Linked DNA regions of Homo sapiens: region 1 is linked to region 2. The links are chromatin loops, found by intact Hi-C in ENCODE. Cell type or tissue: tibial artery. All regions are shown on one strand. Each heading gives the region's core, and the rest is flanking DNA. Links, peaks and the distances in the headings are about the cores only.

The links. Hi-C counts contacts between places; a loop is a spot of excess contacts. Peaks named below come from ENCODE experiments on the same cell type or tissue, not always from the same donor. Only the 100,000 strongest peaks of a DNase experiment are listed, where the experiment ranks them.
Region 1: a loop joins it to region 2, with 4 times the contacts of the local background. A loop is called at or near these places in 9 of 110 quality-filtered maps.

What each region holds. Positions count from the first base shown.
Region 1 is chr13:33,131,725-33,144,980 of GRCh38, forward strand. It overlaps STARD13 (StAR related lipid transfer domain containing 13), which reads right to left. Exons shown (of 14, transcript NM_178006.4): 4 at 10,586-10,649. Among named protein-coding and RNA genes, the nearest start is that of KL, 120 kb to the left of the region's middle. In tibial artery, for the core only: no CTCF peak of the experiment used is centred there; DNase peaks (open chromatin) are centred at 6,948 and 7,627; H3K27ac peaks cover 2,243 bases.
Region 2 is chr13:33,187,181-33,195,622 of GRCh38, forward strand. The region is part of intron 1 of STARD13 (StAR related lipid transfer domain containing 13); the gene reads right to left. Among named protein-coding and RNA genes, the nearest start is that of STARD13-AS, 86 kb to the right of the region's middle. RefSeq lists an enhancer at 1,027-1,176. In tibial artery, for the core only: no CTCF peak of the experiment used is centred there; no DNase peak of the experiment used is centred there; H3K4me3 peaks cover 326 bases; H3K27ac peaks cover 3,411 bases.

The DNA of each region.
Region 1 (13,256 bases), core at 5,115-10,114, 54 kb before region 2:
ACCTGGGTGTTCAGTTTTAAGACCTGGTTCCAAGTGTCAGTGATACCAGTTAAGAGCTAGGTGACTGTCCACAGTCTACTTACCCTCTCTAAAGTAAGTTTCTGCCACTTATAAGATTGAAGCGGGTCTTGCCTCATAGGTTTGCTGAAGAGAATAAAGAAGGTAGTGCATTCAGCAGTCCCTCACTGAGAGGTATTTGCTTATTTGTATCTTTCAATGTTTGTTCAATTGCCTACTAATCTTTTTATGTATCTAGCGTCCACTTTAACTCCCTTTAACCTTGCAGTGTGTTGTTTTTAAGGAAACCTAAGCAGATGCACAGTTAATCATTGTGGGGATCCTCCTATTCTTGTTTATTCCTTCAAAATCTAGTTTCCGTGTAGGTTTGACTAAATGACAAACTTGAACATTCAAGTTTAAAGTGAAAGCGAGTACAAAGCCAAGGTACAGAAAAGAATTCTATGGCTTAGAAGTCAGGTGCGGTGGCTGATACGGTTTGGTTGTGTTCCCACCAAAATCTAATCTTGAATATTGTAGCTCCCATAATTCCCATGTTTTGATGTGTTATGGGAGGGACCCGGTGGGAGATAATTGAATCGTGGGGGTGGTTCCCCCATACTGTTCTTGTGGTAGTGAATAAGTCTCATGAGAGCTGATGGTTTTATAAGGGGAAACCCCTTTTGCTTGGCTCTCTTTCTCTCTTGTCTGCCGCCATGTAAGATGTACCTTTTGCCTTCCACCATGATTGTGAGGCCTGCTTACATGAAACTGTGAGTCCATTAAACCTCTTTTTACTTATAAATAACCCAGTCTCAGGTATGTCTTTATCAGCAGCGTGAAAAATGGACTAATACAGTGGCTCACGCCTGTAATCTCAGCTACTTGGGAGTCTGAGGTGGAAGGGTCTTTTGAGTCTAGGAGTTTGAGTCTAGCCTGGGCAACATATCAAGACCCTGTCTCTTAAAAAAAGGAAACAAAAAGAAACAAAAAAGAATCCTACAGCTTGAGATCACAGTGAAAAATGAGTCTGAGTTTTAAAAAAGTTGTATAAAGCTCTGATGAAAGAGTTTAGAAAGTTGTAATTGTACAAGTGGAAAAAGGGCAAGACTCCAGAATGATGACTCAAAATATACTTTCCTACTAGTACTTTCTACTCCCTCTTTTCCTGTGATTGATATAATGAAAACTGACATATGAGGGTCATTTATACACAAGGTGCCATGATAGGCTGAACGTTGAACTTATTGGATTTTTGTATTGCATTTTAGGAAGCTAGTGAGAAGTTGATATTAAATAAGGACTATGAAAAAGCCCTTTTAGCAGACAGTTTTTGAGAAGACAAAAAAAAAGGATATGACTTTAAAGAAAATATAGATATTTTAAAACAGAAACTACAACATTTAGTGTTGGCCCCAACTACCTCTCTCAAACCTGGTTATGATGCCAGCACACCACATACTAGTTGGATAGGGACTCCTTTATTTAGGTTAAGAACACATGCCAAGCTGGGCACTGTGGCCTGGGAAGGGAAAGCCTGGCCCTGTCTGCTGGTCTCTAAGAGCTTATTATACTCACTTTGGCCAACAGGAAGATATTTACAGCCCAACTAAGGCATGTGAAAAAGTGGCAAACTCCTGGGAAAAAAGGAAAACAGCTCAGGGAAATTTTGCAGTATTTAGGTTGTTTGAACCAAAGCAAACAAACAAAAACCAAAGCAATAGAAAGCAAAATGCAACAGAGAAAAAAAACGACCAGTCTTCTTTGGCACCCTGTGCCTACAACGATCATGGTATGTTCCAAAGGGTATTGAAATGGTTGTGTCTGTTTCTTTCACTAATGATGGATATTTCAAACTATTTGATAGTGACACACAACAAAAAATGTATTTTCCATCACAACTCAGGGCATGCATACAGACTATACTAAAGCAAAAAAAAAAAAAATTTATGCTTAAGTAATTATCCTTGTTTGTTTGTATTCTGATACTTTTTAATCTAGTTTAGCCTATTTTATTTTTTTAAATGTTGTTTGTGATCCACCAAATTCACTTGACAACCTACCAAGGGGCCATGATCTGCAGTATGAAAAACACATTGCAGTAGAGTTTAAGGTTTTTTTACGCACTTGGGACCCAGCAGAGCATCAGGCACATTTCAGACTCTCCAGTGGTATTTATGGAAGTGTACTGATTGTTTAAAAGAGATTATCAGATTTCATCTGTTTGATAATTTTTGAGGTTAACAATGAATAGTTTGTGATTATTTAGAAATGTAAAATGGAAATCTCTAGGAGTCAGATGTGTTTATAAAGAAAAGGATACATCAAACTAACTTTATTCTCCTGTCTCAGAAACCATGGACGTACCAGGGACATGGAGCATCAGAATTTCAGCAACACAACTGAAAATAGGTTCCCACGTTGTGGACAATATGGCTCACTAGCTAGATGCTACACAACGGGGTCCAATCTTTTGGCTTCCTTGGGCCATATTGGAAGAAGAAGAATTGTCTTGGGCCACACATAAAACACACTAACACTAATGATAGTTGATGAGCTTTAAAAAATGGCCAAAAAAACTCATAATGTTTTAAGAAAGTTTATGAATTTGTGTTGGGGCACATCCAAAGCTGTCCTGGGCCACATATAGCCCGTGAGCCATGGGTTGGACAAGCTTGCTACAGAGAGTTTTGTCAGTAACTGGTTGAGTAACTCCTCTAAAGCGTGTGACTAAAAGACTGTAAATAACTGAAGGAAGCATGTCTCAAGGTTATGATCATTTTAAGAGTAACTTGAATGGGCCGGAACTCCTGTTTTTAAACTGTAAAGATGGTATTAGGCTATTTGCTAAGGGTTCTTTGAGACTCAGTTTTCAGAGTTAGAAAATGAAAACAATAATAACACATGTCTAGCATGATTTATCAACAGAACCAAATGGGACTATATGTGAAAATACCATATAAACCCTAAAGTGGTAGATGAAACTAGTTATTGTTGTTAGAGAATAGCAATATTGAGAAGTGTGTAGAGCTTAACAGAAGTGAAGGATGACCTGTTAATAAGATAAAATTTCATAAAAGTAAAATATAATGACTCTAACTTCAAAAATCAATTACAGGATCTTCAGGATAAAACGAACATAGTTCAACAGCCCTTCCTGCTATTAATAGTCTTGAGAGTTCTGGCAGATGTAAGCTTAATGTGACTTAACCATGTAATATGGCTACTGAACAAAGACACCAACCTTAGGATGCATGACCAGAGCATAGATCCCAAGACTCAAAAGGTCAGTGCCCATTGCATTCTGCACTGGTCACATATATCAGGAACAATGGGTTCTTTCTAAGCGCTCCACATTTTAAGGGGTACATTTCTAGAGAAGAGTAATCAGAATGGCCAAGGATCTAAGAACCACAACCTCCTGGGGTGGACAATTGAAAGAACTAATAGCTTGATTTAGAAATGAGGAACTCTAGACAGTGCTACTCAGAGTGTGGTCAGGGGGCTGCCAGTCCCCAAACTTGCTCTTTAATGAGGTAGATACAGAAATTGAGAGTAAGAAGTAAAACCATTTGTCACCATTTGAAAAGTCTGTGCTATCTGAGCTCACAATCAGTGGATTTGTCTTACTGAACAGGGTAAAGACCAGTCTGGGTGTAGTCAAATTCAAACGGTGAGTCCTATGAGTGACAGCTGCATGGTACTGGTGTGTGGTCAATCTGATTTACAACAAGTGCCAATTCAAGGTTAGTTTGCTTACCATAAACCAAAGTGTATAATGTACAGAATCCACTGTTTCACAGGTAATTTACATTTATAACTTTATAATTATAAGAATTGGCTAGAGATGAAGAACTGAAGATGAATTTTGGAAATATAGCATCACTTACCTCATTTTGAATAAAAGGTGAATGGAATACCCTAAAGTAGTAAGTGAAAAGGAATACCCTAAACTTTTAACTTGCCTTAAAAAACCTTTCTTCACTGGTTTCCCTACGATGACTGGTACTCAAACAAAAGAATTTTAGATATACATTATTACCCATGAGTAACATTGTTATCAATCCCACTTAACTTAGATAACAAAGAAGAAACTTGTTGTCACATTAAAAATCTTATGGCCAGGCATAGTGGCTCATGCCTGTAATCCCAGCACTTTGGAAGGCCGAGGCGAACAGATCACCTGAGATCAGAAGTTTGAGACCAGCCTGACCAACATGGTGAAACCCATCACTACTAAAAATACAGAAATTAGCCTGGTATGGTGGTGCATGCCTGTAGTCACAGCTACTCGGGAGGCTGAGGCAGGAGATCGCTTGAACCCCAGAGGCAGAGGTTGCAGTGAGCTGAGTTTGCGCCACTGCACTGTAGCCTGGGTGATGAAGTGAGACTCTACCTCAAAAAAAAAAAATTATATATATCTTATACATTTGCAGTCAAAGTGCTTGTTCAAAGTGTGCATATAGGCATTTAATTTGAGGGATTTCTCTTTTAAAGTAAACTTTTTGTTCAGTTATGACAGATGAACAACAAAAATGGTATGAGCACAATTGTGATTCTTTGTATTAATCACATATACGCACACTTTCAATAAAAATCTGAACAGTTTTTGTAATTCTTTTCTATTGATAGAAGCAGGAGGCAGTCAAATGCCTAGGCAAATAGGGGCAGCTTCCTGGTGAAACCCCACCCTCAAGCCAAAGACAGTTTGAAGGCTGAAAGTCAAGCTACAAACCCACAGACTGGATTGAGAACCTCTCTTCCCATTTGGCATGTTTTCCTCTGATTGATCCTCACCCTTCCTCTATTTTACATATACCTACCTTTCCCTAATTGGTTTTTTACACTGTCTTGCCCACCTTTGATTGGTGTCTTTCTTTTAGCTTTTTTGCACACTCATAAACCAATCAGCAGGCACTCCCCCATTCTGAGCCTATAAAAGCCCAGACCCAGCCACACTAGGGGAGAAAACCACCCAACTTCGGGACCACCCTTGCATCCCCTCTCCACTGAGAGCTGCTGTGTCGCTCAATAAAAATTCTTCTCCACCCTCCTCACCCTTTAATTGTCAGTGTAACCTCATTCTTCTTTGATGTGGGACAAGAACCTGGGACCTACTGAACAGTGGGGTCGAAAGGGGTTGTAAGCTGCAGCCCTCCTTTTGCTGGCGCCAAGAAGCAGCAGCAGGGCTGGGTCAGCCAGGGAGCCACAGGCCACAGAGCAGGGTGACAGGAACAAAGAAGCAGGGGCCCCTGCCAGGCACAGAAGTTTCTGGCTGATGAAGTGGGGTTGAGAAAAATCCTGCATCATTATTTCCTGTTATATTTGTTTTGATTATATTTATCAGTACTCACCTTTGTGTCAGTTGAGCCTAACAATAAAACATTAAGCCTTGTATTTTCTATAATTTGTTAAAATTAATATTTCTAATAATTCATTTGTATTGAATTTTACAAAAGTATCTTAGTCTGTGGCAGACTGGAAAAAAATAAAATAAGAAAATCAGTCACTCACCACTGACAGTTGAGAAACTGTTCTAGATTGAGCAAAGGTCTGCAAGTGTTTTCTGTATAGGGCCATATCATAAAAATTTTAGGTGTATGCACCATAAGGTCTCTCTCTCTCACCTACTCAGCTCTGCCATTGTTGTGAAATGAATGGGCGTAGCTATTGATCCAATAAAACTTTATTTATGAAAGCAGGAGCAGCAGTGTGCTGATTCCCTGTTCTGGAGGACAGAGCTAAAGGGCTTCTGAGTGAATGGGGAAATCCATATTCTGTGCTTCACCAGGGAAAAAAGCTAGGTTCAGGTGGGCCAGATTAGAAGGAATCAGCTCCTAGCTTATCATATGGAAGGCCTTTCTAGTCTGTAGAATAAAATAAATTGCCTTGCCATGTGAAGAGCTCGTCATGTTGAGAAGCTTATAATAAACAGTGGCTCAGCAAATTGTGAGGGAGAGGGATGCACTAAGAAGCAAATCCTGCAGTGAGTGAGTGGGAGGTTGGAAAATAAGACCAAAGATCCTTCCAACTCAAATACCCTACAGTTTTAGGACATTCGCATGTAATTATTTGCAATTCAAGGCTGTTAATACTCTCCAGCCAAGTGAATGATGGACTTTCTCTCATCTGACTGCTCTTTGGAGTTGCCAGGAGGTGTCTCATTTGGTGGGAGATGCGGGGGTGTGCAAGGGAGTGGGAAGTAGGGGTGGGTGGGGGGCCAGGCCCCTTGTCAACAGCTGCAGTGCCTCTGAAATGCCGACGGCATCCAGGCCAGGAGGTGCTGGCTGCAAGGTGGCAATTAGTCATGGTTTCTGTGTTGCTTTCCACCTTTGGTCATTATTTCAGAGAGCCTTATTAAAATTATAAGTTCAACCAGAACCTTCTTTGGAAGCTGCTCTTTCTCTCTTGAGACATATTCCTAGGTAAGAGGAAAGGTAAGAGTCCCATGTGGATATGTGTCCTTCTCTTTCCTCATTTAATAAACAGCCTAATTGGAGTCTTCAGTCTCTGGCTTTTACTTTGAATAGAAGCTGAATCACATAAACACTTTAATCAGGGGATTTCAATGTCATCATGGAGCAAGCGCGAATTTTGTAGGTAATAATGAGGAAGAAACATTTTCCCGAGAAAAGCTACTTTGTGTGTGCCTTGGTGTTTTTAATTTAGATGAGTCTCCACTGTTTGGCTTTTTTTTTTTTTTTTTTTCTAAAAATGAGAACATTCTTCACTGAAATTATATATTCCTCAGAGACAGATGCCAACCAGACATTCCATAAAGAAGGGCTTTTTTCAAAAGACGGAATTTGGCCATATCTTTACACTGGAAACAGGAACCCACACGAATCCACAGCTGCAAAAGGCAACGCATCCATAGTCACATAGAAATTTAGACGTTAACTGGAGCTACGTGGCCGGGCCTGCCTGTTTGGAAGCAGGAATGGGCCGCTGGGAATGCCGCGGGAGTGGAGAGCCCGAGCTGCAGGCGGCAGAAGTGCTGGTGTCCTGTCTCCTGAAATGCTCTTGGCTGGGTTGTTAGTCTTCCAGTGAGGCGTGCAGCTAAGCTCGAGAATACTCCTCCACCTGACTCTTACAGAGGCAGGGAAGGTCATCTCGAATCCTTAAAGGGTCCCTTTTCTCTTCTGCAAAACAGTTAGAAACTGTATTGTGGGAGGGTAGCGGTGTTGTCATTTCTCCCAGTGCTTTGGAAGTGGCATTTCATGTATAAGAAAGGTGTATGGCTAACCAGGCATGAAAAAGCCTTCATCACCATCATCACCTATTTGTGGACTTTTCACATTCTTCCTTGTGTCAGCCCACCAAAATCTACAGGATTAAACACAATTGCCATGAAGACAATAAATAAATTGTGGACTTTAGTACAGATGGCAAGAACCATGCCTCTTATAAAAACAATATACACAGTGAATTGAGTGTATTGCTGAGGAAACATGAGACCCTTGCAGGTGTCAGGCCAAGGGCTAGAGGCTCACCCAGACTCCAGTTTGTCTCTGAATATCTCTGAAAGGTGAGGAGGATCAGTCCAGTGCCAGATTACCCAGATTCAAGTACTGCCTCTGCTATTTCTGTGTGGCTTTGGGCAAGTGCCAAGCCCTTCAATTTATGCAACTGTGACATGGAGTTAAGGACAAGGAATAGTGCCTGGTGGGGAGGAAGCCCTGTGTCAGCTTTTGCTATCCCTACAAACTGCTGAGCCAGCACCTGCAACCCTTTCATAGGTCCGGCAGTCCCAAGGCACAATGATTGTGACCCCAGACAGTTTAGCTACTTGGGGATGACTTTCTGCAGAATTAAATAAGTCTGGGATTCTGCAGATTGGAGGTGGGGATTCTATTTCTATTTCTTGGATGGCTTAACATGGGGACTTACCTAGAGGAAATCCCGCTGCCTTATTTTTCTTCCAAATAAATAAATACTGAAGTTGGCTGGAGCTTTTCACGGGGTGCTCGATTCTCAAGTCTCCTTTTCTATTTGTGATCATTTGGCCTAGTCTTAGCTCCTATTCATTTTTTTTTCTATTTTTTCACAGTAAAATAAGGGATTAAATAAAGTCTATGGCTTGTGTAAGAGGAAGATCACAGAAACGGGTGTCACAACAGTGTCTCCTAAGTGGTTGCTTCAATCTGGCCATGGATTCTGGTCATTATTGAGATTCATAAGTAGGTGGAGACCACATGTCAGCATTATTTATTTGAAAATTCAGGCCATAACTCTCCAATTTACAACATGAAAAGCAATATTTTATTCAAGTGCATGCATTCTGAGGCCTATAGCTAAGCAGGGGCTTTAAGGGCGTGTGCCACTAGATGCGATATAAAGACTACATTAAGGTCAGAATACCGAAGTGACCAATTTACAGAGGAGCTTTTGTGGAGGTAACGCACAAAGAGCCAAACAAATGTTATTCAAGCCCATCTCGCCTCTGGGTTTTGAAAAGCTGGTGACAGGGTAAAAATCCAATCACTCCACTGTGTGGAAACAACTCATGTCATTAGTTTTTTGGCATTTTCTTTTGTGATGCAGTGCAGCTAATGGTCGGTATAGGCAGCTGTATAGACCAGCCATTTGAGGAGCCACACTTTAGACACACAGGCATGGCTGTGTTCAGTTTAATAGGAACCATGTGTTCCAATCAAAACAACATCTGACCCTCATGCTTCAAATAGTGTGTATGCTTCTCAAGGGGTCTATTCAGTCAGACAGCTGTTGGGAGGTTTATTCCCACATTTTAAATTTGTCTTTGGCCTGGACAAACTGCTCATGTTTTAATATTTCTCTGGATATTGTTTTTCACTGTTTTACCTCCTCAGCTTAAAGCTTTGGTTCCCAGCTCAAATCCCAAATTGTTTTTAAGGTGAGGTCCACTAAAATTCATTTGATCTTCTTTTTTTTTGGTGTTATTTTACAGCAGAAATTCAGATTAAAGTTATTTTCAAAGATTAGGTTACTAAGGGGTAACTTAAAATCCTTTGGCTTTAATGATTTCTCTGTGTAGACCAGGATAAAAACACTTTCTTTTCTTTCTTTTTTTTTTTTTTGAGGCGGAGTCTCTCTCTGTCAGGCTGGAGTGCAGTGGCACAATCTCAGCTCACTGCAACCTCCGCCTCCCGGGTTCAAGTGATTCTCCTGCCTCAGCCTCCCGATTAGCTGGGACTACAGGCGTGTGCCACCATGCCCAGCTAATTTTCATATTTTTAGTAGAGACGGGTTTCACCATGTGGGTCAGGCTGGTCTCTAACTCCTGACCTCAGATGATCCACCTGTCTTGGGCTCCCAAATTGCTGGGATTACAGGTGTGAGCCACCGCAACTGGCCAAGAACACTTTCTTTTGATTCAAAGATTTTTTTCTCTGATCCTTCAAAATATATGGAGGCTTGAGTTGCTACGTAGTAGAGATGTTAAATGAAAAAAGTAGTTAAGGACCCTAATTCTGAATTTCCTAAAAAGAATCAATTCAGTGAAAAAGAGAGGCTGTACAGCACTTTGGCTAGGAGCCTTGGTTTTGGAATCAGACACCTCCGAGGTAGAAACCCTGCTCCGCCGCTAGCTGCAAGATCGTGGGCAATGACCTAGCCTGTTCAAGATTTACCTTCCTTATAGAGAAAACAGAGAAGCCTCATCTCAGCGGATTAAATGAGATAATGTGTGGTAAGTACATAATCTAGTTCCTAGAAAACAGTACATATTCAATAAAGTACAGCTTTATTTCAAAACTCAAATCTCTAGTCTTATCCATAAAGAGGAAGCAGCACATGGCAAGTCCTGTGATGGGGAGGGAGCTTAGTGACTTTTCGGACTGAACCGAATTCCTTGTGGCTAGAGACAAGTACACAGTGGGGAGAATGGTGAAAGATGAGCCAGAGTTCAGGATCTTGTCACACCGTCCCTGGGCCCCCTCATACATTATCAGCTGAATCTGCCTGATAGTGGGGGCATCTTGACACATGCATGAAATAAAACACTACTGGAAAAAATGAGCCAGAAGTCACTCGCCATGGACCCCCAGATCCTTTCTGAACTTTTAATCTACTCACTGCTGTGAAGCATTTGAGTCTAATAAGGGGTTGACATTTACAACGGACACTTCTGAAAGATCACCATAAAGCACCGAGATATTTTACATCTTTACGCAAACCCTCTAATAAAAAAAGAAAGCAAAATGAAAGGTAAAACAAATAGATTTCAGTCTTAGTTTATAATAGACTTATTTAGGTGGTTATGATGAAATGGGACATGGAGAATACACATGGATGGTCAGGCATTTCAAAATTTTGCTTAGGTTCACGTTGCTTTTTTGTTTTTGGAGACAGGGTGTCACTGTGTCACCCAGGTTGAAGTGCAGTGGCATGATCATGGCTCACTGCAGCCTCAACCTTCTGGGTTCAAGCAATGCCCCCAACTCAGCCTCTCGATAGCTGGGACTACAGGCACAAGCCACTGTGCCCAGCTAATTTATTATTATTATTTTTTTGTAGACACAAGGGTCTCACTATGTTGCTCAGATTGATCTCAAACTCCTGGCATTCACTGGCATAGCCACATTCTTATTAAGGTGTGGGCACCTACCTTTTTCCTTTGGAAGTTCACATCAAGTTTCATTGAGGCACACTTGTTCAACGTATTTAGTCGTCTAAAAGGAAAGAAAAATGTGATGATTACTTTCACTAATGAATTTAAATCTCTCCAGTTTGATAATCCTCCTTTATTTCCAGTAAAGTTGAAACTGCAGGAACAACCAATTATGTCCCAAGACAGTACTGCACCCACAGAAGGTATGCTATATAGTAGTTCCCATTTGTGCTCCAGCCTCCTGACCTGAGAGGACTCTACCACTAAGCCTACCAATCCCTGCCTTTTCCCTAATCTAAACCCAGCCCTTTTCTGGCTTCTCTTTCCACTGTTCTTGGAATCCATGGCTGATCATTTTAGCCATACTTTCACTATCTCCTCCAATCGTTTGCCACCTTGACCTTGCATCAAGTCTATCCCGTTAACCTCTAAATATGGATCAACACAACCGTGTATCTTCTCTCCTGATCTCAGGTGGTTGGGTATAGGTAGAAAATAACTCACATCACAGTGCTGAATTATACATGCTATAGGCTAACTATGCCGCTCCAGAACACATACGTTGAAGCCCTCCATTCACATATGTGAATGTCCAACGTGATTGATTTGGAGTAAAGAAGTGATTAAGGGTAAAGGGGTCTACCAGGGAGGAGCTCTGATCCCAGAGGATTAGTGTCCTTGTAAGAAGAGATACCAGAGAGCTCCCTCTCTCTCTCTGCATGTGAGGACACAGTGAGAAGGCAGACATCTACAGGTCACAGGACCCTTACCAGGAGCCAAACCCTGCCAGCACCTTGATCTTGAACTTTCCAGCCTCCAGAACCGTGAGAAAATAAATTTCTGTTGTTTAAGCCACTCGGTCATGGTGTTCCATCATGGCAGCCTGTGCTAATAAATACATTTTGATTTTCACCCTCAGCTGGACTCTCAAAGATGTTACCCAGCATTTCTTTCATTTCGTTGGGATTACAGGCATGAGCCACTGTGCCCAGCCCCTCTTTCTGACTTCTATCATCCGTAGATTAGTTTTGCTTCTTCTTGGTCATTGTGTAAGTAGAATTATATAGTATGTATTTTTTGAGTGACTGTTTTTTCATTCAACACAACGTTTGTGAGATTGACTCATGTTGTTGAGTATACCAATAATCATTCAGCTTAGTTCCTGAGTATGAAGACACACAATTGGGTTACCTATTCTCTTGCTGATGGACATTTGAGCTGTTTCCAGTCGTTTCTTTTGTTTGTTTGTTTGTTTTTTGAGACGGAGTCTCACTCTGTTGCTCAGGCTGGAGTGCAGTTTCGCAATCTCCGGCTCACTGCAAACTCTGCCTCCCAGGCTCGAGCAATTCTCCTGCCTCAGCCTCCTGAGTAGCTGGGACTACAGGTGCACACCACCACACAGGCTAATTTTTGTATTTTTAATAGAGATGGGGTTTCACCATGTTGGCCAGGATGGTCTCGATCTCCTGACCTCGTGATCCACCCACCTCAGCCTCCCAAAGTGCTGGGATTACAGGCGTGAGCCACCGCGCCCAGCTTGTTTCCAGTTTTGACCAATGAATTTCTAACCATTGAATTCAATGGCTTCTTTTTAGCAAAGACCTATTAATAGCAATAGTCACAAATTAGTACCCATCATTCCTTGAAATTCTTTTCATCCTTGACATTCAAGATTATGAATTATCTCATCTCTCTGGACACCATCTCCTTCCTGCCACGAAGCAGTACTTGCCCTTTAACTATTAATTTTTTTGTTAGAATTCAGACTGAGGTCCATCCCTTTTTACTCTCCATGGCCTTACTGAAGAATCTTAACATAAATTAGACTCAAGTGATACCCAGTCCTCTGTCTCCAGCCCAGGCATCTCATCTGAGGCCAGAGTCACATTCTGCATTCTCTTCAAAACCTGTTTCTCCTACGTACTGTCTTGTCTTGACTAAGAGCATCACCAATGGGCCATCCAAACTAGAAAATAATGTCATCTTGAGGCTCTACTCCTTCACAATCTACATTCGTTGATCACCAAATCCTGTCAATTATACCTCTATGATGTCTTTGAAGTCTTGCCTCTCCTTTGGCCCTAATTCAGTCTCCTGTCGTTGTTTATCAAGAGTCAGGCATCAGCCTCCTAATTGGTTTCACTACCACTTCTAAAACTTTACACTGAAACCAGTTCTATTTCTCAACTTTTTCTCACGTCGCTCACCGACTGAAATACGTTTAATGACTCTCCTCATTTTCAACCACCTCCAATGTACCCTCTGACTACGCATTCATTAGTGTCAGATATAGCAGGCAATGCTGAGTTGGAAGCTGATCATCTCATCTGAGACCATCTTTGGCAGGCTCTCAGCCTGTCTCTTTGGTCTGTTCCACGTGTGTTAGCATGTCTACCTAAGAGTGGGTGTGAAGTGAAAAAAAATGGTGGATATTGCACATTTGGTGGCTCTGTAACAGGTTTGTTTAGGGGAGGATTGCCTGTTATTTATAAAATGAACTTATCTAGTGAACTTGTTCTTCCATTAGGGTTTGGAAGCACAAACAAAACACTCCATTCTGCTTTTCTGTGGAAAAGCTTTTGATCTACGACACACACACAAGACATCAAAGGAATCATCTTCTATATACCACAGACTCGAATATGCTTTATACTTTCTGACACATGCA
Region 2 (8,442 bases), core at 3,443-8,442:
GGGATGTGAAGAGAATGACAGAGGGAGAGGGTTGCCGGGAAGGCAGGGAAAGAGGGGGAAGGGTCCCGCTCTATCGGGGTCAGACAAGGAGTTGCTGAGAACTGCCCACTTTTGATTTTTTTGAGATAATCATTGCTGTCACAGTCATGATCTGAATTGTGCATTAGTTAATACTTGATTTACCTCCAGAATCTGCTCATGGACTTTCTACTGCTTATCTGCAACTTCAGAAAGGGTGGAGAGTGAAAGAAATAAAAAGCAAATTCATCAGTCTTACATTTATGAAAAGTCTGATTGGGCAAACCTGAGACCTGTTCAGAAGAAAGGGCTTGGAAGGGCATGCATTTTACTGAGACTTCTATCTTTATTTGTCACTAACCATTCATTCATTAAATGTAGTGCATGAGTCTTAGCTTTCCAGATCAGTTTTTAATAAAAGGATATTTTTACTATGGTAAAAAAAAAATTAAATGAAGCATCTTTTTTTTAAAAGAAAAAAATTTATTTATTTATTTTGTTTGTGAGATGGTCTTGATCTGTCACCCAGGCTGGACTGCAGTGGCATGATCTCAGCTCACTGTAACCTCCGCCTCCCAGGTTCAAATGATTCTCGTGCCTCAGCCTCTCAAGTAGCTGGGATTACAGACCTGTGCCACCACACCCAGCTAATTTTTGTATTTTTTAGTAGAGACAGGGTTTTGCTATGTTGGCTAGCCTGGTCTCAAACTCCTGACCTCAAGTGATCTGCCCACCTCGGCCCTCCCAAAGTGCTGGGATTATAGACATGAGCCACTGCGCCCAACCTAAACGAAGCATCTTTAAATAATGTTGTGGCAAAACCCGGCTGACTATGGGATAGACCTTTGAGTGGACTCTGATTCTAGCCTTCCTGGTTGCTGGGCCATGGGAAAGAGCACTGGCCAAAGGCAGGTGGGTGAATCTGCCATGTGACCTGCCACCGGCTCTCCTTCTTTAGCCACAGCAGATGTTCCAGTGCCCAGGTGACCTAGAAGCTTCATGTGGAGGTGATGGAACTTCAGTAGGCCTGGAAGTGATGCAGTATCTTCTGCCCTCAATGTGAGTAGGAAACAAACATTTAGTTGGTTACCATGATAAACACTTTAGGGACAGGAACCTCAACCTTCTTTAACCCCCAGTGGCCACATATGCCTGGAAAACAGTAGGTGTATGGCCTATATTTATGGGAATAGTGAACATTGAATGAGTCATACAACAAAAATTAAAATGGACACAGAGAGTTAATTCTGAGAAAAATTTCTGGTTATGATCTGCTGCTACACACACACACCCACCCACCCACATGCACACATACTCAACTTCACTGTAAATATCACTCACAAACTCTTTTGTCTTTTATGTCCATTTTTGTTTTCATGGAAACCATCCAACTTTCAATACTCACCACACTAAGATAGTGAAACAGCTTCTTTTGAAGAGGATTCAATTTTCTCCCCGAAATAACTATTTCAATTGACTGAATAGGTTTGTTTCACTGTTCGTCACTTCTAGAAAATGAAATGCATTGAAAAAGCAGTTTGGAGTGATCTAGACTTTAATATCAGATCCTCTGAGCAGGTACTGACCAGATGGGTACAATTTCCTGGCTCTGTGCTTTCTTCATAAAGAATCTGTCAGATTAGTTGGTGAAAATGACAAACGAAAAGACACTTTGCCTTAATAACAAAACCCATGAAATCCCTTAGACTTTTGTAATTATTTTCCGGCTAACTTTGCTTTCTAGGCTTAAGCTGTGAAGTGACATTTGGTGTTTCCTTTTTAAACTAATTGTTATTGCTTATTAGAGCAGACATTTAGTGTCTGTCAGGTATAAGTCAATGACTCTCACACTTTGTATTTATGCTTTTCTTTTGTCATTTAGAAATGTTTTATTTTGTTTCTTTTAATTGCTTAAAAGTAGTGTCATGAATAGCTCGATGCTTCATATAAAACCATAAGGAAGAACTACAAACAAAGCTTTTTTTATTACTTTAATATTTTTTGAGAGGTGATAGAAAGCATGTTTATAATTTGGTTAGAATCTCCAAAGTGGCTGTATCTTTTAAAACTAGTATTTAATGGCTAGATATAACCAACTTTCAGTTATAAGAAAGAAGGAAAGGAGGAAGTGGGAATGGCAGGAAGGAAGTCAGGAAAAGAAGCAGGAGGGCAGGAAGGGAACGACAAACCAGAGAGTCCCTTCCCTTTCCTCCTGCTTTCCCTCCTTCCTCCTTTCGGAGGAAGGAGGGAAAGCAGGAGGAAAGGGAAGGGACTCTCTGGTTTGTCGTCCTTTCAAAATTCCTAAACAAATTCAGTCCTTCCGATGGCACTTTCATAGGCTAGCAGGAGTACTTCTGGACACTTCTAGCTGGTCATCTTGCTGCTGTGTATGAACCTCCCTCCCACAAAGAAGGAACCTGTTTGTGTGCCCTTCCTGTTCTATATGGGTGCCCTTGCTGTGGGACAGGGCCCAGTTCACAGCTATTTCGCTAATCAGAAACTTCAACGCCTTTCTCAATTTCATCTAAGTACAGTTTTCTGCTTGACTCAGTTACTCTCTCATGTACAAAATGGTCCTCTGCCCCGTGTCCTCCCTGTGTTCATCCTTGCCCGGGTGATCCCAGTTTCTAGCAGGAGTTCAGCAGAAGTCACTGATTGAAATGTACCACCTGAAACAGCATCTTACTTTCAACTGCAACCCACTCTAAGCCATTTTATATACTATTGTAAAAATGATGATCCCAAACTTAACTCTAGATTTATGTTATTTTAAAATTTAGCTTCCTGATCCCCTTTTGGGACAAAACAACTTTCTCATTATACTAGATACCCTATAATCACCCAGGAAGTTCACATTAATTGATGACTAAATATTTGGCTAAAGGTCTATCATGGCTAGTGAATACCAATTTGGGCTTTATTTTACCCTAAATCTGGTTTAGTTAAAAATATTTTAAGGATAGGCTGGGTGTGATGGCTCATGCCTGTAATCCCAGCACTTTGGAAGGCCAATGAGGAAGGGTCACTTAAGGCCAGGAGTTCAAGAACACAATGAAACTCTGTCTCTACAAAAAAAAATGAAAAGAATTTAGCCCGGATGTGGCTTCAGTTACTTGGGAGGCTGAAGTGGGAGGATTGTTTGAGCCCGGGAGGTAGAGGCTGCAGTAAGCTATGATCCTATCACTGTACTCCAGCCAGGGTCACAGAGAAAGACCCTGTCTCAAAAAAAATAATAAAATATATTTTAAGGATTTCCTGAGCCAGGCATGAAAACAAAACCCCAAGGGTTTTTAAGCATGTGGTTCTTAACACCACCACCATGAGAGATGAAAAATAAATGATGTACTGTTGGAATACTGCACCCATTTCGTTTTCTTTTCTTTTCTTTTCTTTTTTTTTTTTTTTTGAGACCAAGTCTCACTCTATTGCCTAGGCTGGAGTGCAATGGCACAATCTTGGCTCACTGCAACCTCCGCCTCCAGGGTTCAAGCGATTCTTCTGCCTCAGCTTCCTGAGTTGCTGGGATTACAGGCACATACCACCACGCCTGGCTAATTTTTGTATTTTAGCAGAGATGGAGTTTTACCATGTTGGCCAGGCTAGTCTCGAACTCCTGACCTTGTGATCCACCGGCCTTGGCCTCCCAAAGTGCTGGGATTACAGGCATGAGCCACCGTACCCGGCCACTACACCCGTTTATTAAAGTACTGAATATAAATTACACAGTCTTAAAAATACCAGCATTCAAAAAAAACCCAAAATATCAGCTTTCAAAAATACAAAAACAAAATACCAAGTATTACTGCAATGCCTTATTATACTCATTTCCAAAAAGATGTTGGGATTTTGTAAACAATTTACAAGGTATGTTTATTTTAATAAGTTACGACATAAACAATTACTAAAGTAAGGTCATGTCAAAAACTATATACGCGGTTTTCAGCTTTTTAAGTGTATTTTTCTTTGGGAAGCTTTTATGATTGGCCCACTATGGATTATTAGATGGTAAGTTAACTAACTTCTGAATGCTTTTAATTTAATTTTTAAAAAACGATTTAATACTTGGCTGGTCACAGACCCCATCTATTATTGTTACTGAAAGGTTAATTAACAACGTGGCTAGCTACTTGTATGACCTTGGGCACAAAACTTTACCCTATCTGATTTTAATCTTCTCACCAGTAAAATGAGGGCTCTTTTAGAGTCTTGTAATGCTTTTAATGCTCTACAATCCTGTGATTTCTAAGATGAAATGTTGTGTTGAAGTCGGTGACATTAATGTCTCTTTGGAAAAATGTAATGGGACTCCAGAGAAGGTCAACCACATGCCGATGTCCTGGCTATGTGATTATAGACAAAAGCCACACCCAGGCTAACTGAATCCAGAAAAATCCACATGAACATTGTAGGAAAGTTAAGATTGCCCTTGCACTTGGTTGCTAGGAAAGCATGGTTGATGAGCTCTAATCCAAATGGTTTATAAATTTCATACTGTGGTCTCTGACACAGCTAGCTAAACATCCAAGACCACAGCCTCAGCAATGTCTTTGTCCCTGACATCAACCTCAACTGATTGTTCATTTTCAATTTTATTCTTAAAGGTAACATGTTGATTTCTCCCTGTTTTGTAATCCAATTCTAATAAAAATGAGAAGGCAGGCAGGATTCTGATATTGGGAGATAAATAAAACTGCATTTTGCAAGGCAGTCAGTTATTGTAAGACAGTTATTAAAACAGCTGGAGAAATGGCCTCAGACTGCAGCCAGCCTGCAAATCAGCCGGGCAATCTGGCCCTTGGTGCACATGGCCTTGGATGGTATTCTCTGAAATCAGGTTACAGGAGTCTGTGAGCTGGAGTCTCTGTTTTTTGGCAGTTCCCACAGCAATTAACCCGGTGTTAGGCACACAGTGGCATGGTAAAACTTGTTGGCAATTCATGAAATAGTTACTATTGAAAAAACAAAAGAACATTTCTAGAGCTTCTTGCATTTTGTAGTTTGGAGATAAACATTGGCTTTAATTGCAGTACTTACTAAACAGGGAATATGCTACTTAGAAGCTAAAACAGTACATCGACAACTTTCCTTCTCTTATTCCTTAATTAATTAATCATAATCATCCACAGTTGTTACTGGAATATGTTGAATTTGTGGAATTTGTGAGAATGTTGCAGGTTTCTTAATGCATATTCAGGAGTATTTGCCCTGATATAAGTTGTACGAGGAAAGTTTATAGGACCTGTGAAAGCCATTCAATTGTTTTTCTAATTCTCATATGCATATGCCATTCAAATATTCTGCTTAAAGGTATCTGCATTGTTATTGTTGATATCAGGTGTCAGATGTGATGCTAAATGCTTTATGTGCAATGGCTCACTTAATCCTCACAAGAGCTTTTAAAAAGGTATTACCATTCCCAGTGGGACGCAGTGGCTCATGCCTGTAATCTCAGCAATTTGGGAGGCCAAGGTGGGCGGATCACCTGAGGTCGGGAGTTCAAGACCAACCTGACTAAAATGGAGAAACGCCATCTCTACTAAAAATACAAAATTAGCTGGGTGTGGTGGTGCACGCCTGTAATCCCAGCTACTTGGGAGGCTGAGGCAGGACGATTGCTTGAACCCAGGAGGCAGAGGTTGCAGTGAGCCGAGATTGCACCACTGCACTCCAGCGTGGGCAAAAAGAGCGAAACTCTGTCTCAAAAAAAAAAGGTATTACCATTCCCATCTTATGGAGGAAGAAGCTAGGATCAGGGAGGTTCAATGAGGTGCCCAAGGTCACAAATGGGATGCTATAACTCATACCACAGCTTTTGCTCAAATTCTAGCCCTCATTCATAACTAAATGGGAATAAGTGGATGAGAAAATGGCAAAGCTTTTAAAACATCTTTTTAAAAGAAGGAGGGTATAAATTATAAATAAAAATGCAACTGAAGAAAGGACAAACAATTCCTCACATAATTTCTTCATTTATTTATTCATACTTTAATCAGCCACTAAATACACATGTTCACCACAGCAGCATGTAGTATGAGGAGTAAGAAAAGAGATCATCTATACAGCAGGGCTTAATGAAAATGAAAGTTGTTAGTGATTAGAAGGAGAAGGAAAAGTTGAACCATCAAAGATCTTGACGCCTTGCAGAAGGTTCTAGGTGGGAACATTATTTCCAGTCAGAATGGTCTTTAAGAGCTTTTTAAGAGGTGAGAAACAGTAACAATGAAAACGTCACATAATAGTTTGTTGTTGGACAAACACGCAGACAGAACACAACTCGAGGCTCTTTACTGTATTATCTCTCACCCTCATGACACTCAGGTAGACATTACTGTTGCCATTTTGGAGATGAGCAACTAGAAGCTTAGAACACAACCAGCGACAAACCAGTCGGAAAGCGTGAACACAACCAGCGACAGTGTCAGGATTCAAACCCAGACATACAGAAGCCCAATGCCTCCCACCTTTCCTCAAAGCCATGCTGCTCAGAGCTGACTTCCTGTGGTGTTTTTGTTGGCTGTGACATGGTATTTGAAGCAGGAAAACAAAACAAAACAAAAAAGATCTTAACTTGGAGGACAGGAGAGAGAAACTGTAGAGATCAGTAAAATAAATGAGGAGGTTTATCCAGTCATCTGTACTATTAATTGAATTTAGCTCTCTACTAGCTAAGTGCTACACGGCTCCATGGTGATTATCAAGGTAGTCAGGATTTCAAATGGTGCTGATAACTAAGTGTAATAGGATTATGCATTTTTTTTCTTTTAGAGTTGAAACAAAAAAAGGCCCTTTAAGCTGAGGTTTTCAGGTTGTTTTTTTCCTGTTACAAACTAGTCCAGAATGATCCCAGAGACCTCAAGGAGTGTTAGAGCTTATTTCACTTATATAGGGAAAAAGAAAGACAGAGTATTTGCTAGGTAGATGCATACTCTTCTAGCTCTTCTTGCCTCAATCTGGACTTAGATTCAATGGACTAAACTTAGCAGAAAAGTCACACGGAGAAGGCAATGAACACAGCACATGCCTAATACCATATTTTTATTTGATGATATTTGAACCATAAATATACTTCACTTCAAAAAAACCTTAAAAATTGTGTATTAAATGAATTTTGGTAAATAATTTAAGTAAGGAGAGATGGTTAATATTCATTATGGAAACATTCTGCTATGAAATTCAGTTTACTAAGAGGATTAATGTTTTCATTAAAAAAATATTTTGACTGAATCTTAAAAAAAAATCCCTGATTTACATTATCTTGTAAATGTACATTCTTTCATGGTAAGAATATTTTTAAAAGGTTAATCAGCATTTGTTTTTGATTTAAAAGTAAGTTTATACTTAAACATCATATTTTAAGGTATTTAGTGCAGAATGAAATTACTTTAATATAAACTAGATGTAATTTGTCATGTTTTTTAATAGAAAACTTTTCAATACTATAATGCTTTGCTTGTATTGGGCAGAATATAAAACAAATTCAAAGCAGTGAAGAATTGGGAGGAAAAGAAAAATGATTCTCAACCCTCAAATATGGGCTTCTTTGGAGAAAGTGAAAATGGATTTTTAAAAAATCAGAAACGAACAACTCACTGTTTTTTTGAAAGGAGATTATATATGCTGTTAGTCATTTTTTAAAATGACCACAGCTACCATAGAGACTTTGATTTATTTACATTTTCCTGGGCCTGCAGCCCCCTCTTGTATAAACATATACACATACCAATATGTTATGTGAACAGCAATCTTGCAGTGACTTCAAGGAAAAAGTTGTTTTTGTAAAAGAACTCATATTTTCCCATGCTACTTCACTTCTTGTGCAAGAACTTTTATGAGATTCTAGTGAACTGTGTTTTATTTATTTTCCTTTGTTCTTTCCCTCTTACTGGAAGAAAACATTATCTGGATGTAATCATGTTCAATGAGAATACATTCTGACTCAGGAGATGATTTAAATCAATGACCAACAATTAAAATGCCTAATCTGCCACTACTTTGGATATGGCAATTTAATTTTACTAGGTCAACACATTCATTTATTTTAATGCAATATATATTCCCCCACAGGAAGGAACACTATTTCAGTAATCCCCTGTTACTGACATCTTTGCAGATTTAGCCACTCTCTCTGTAACTCAACCAACTAAAGTTGAAGTTTTGTAGCGGGAAAAATACAAAGTGAACATCTCTAGGCTACTTCATCAAAGTCCCCGGGGACCACATTTTTCTCTCAGGAGACTGTCCTGTAATTCACTGAATCATTGCTTGTATTCTCACTATCAGTAAGCCTGTGTGGTGTTCCAGCCACCTGGAGCTGACAAATATTTTTCTATGTGAAGGATACCATAGCAACCAGATTTGCCGCATGGACAGAAACCAGCCATAACGATGCTGCAATTTTAGCCAGGAAGCCGACACGTAGCACCC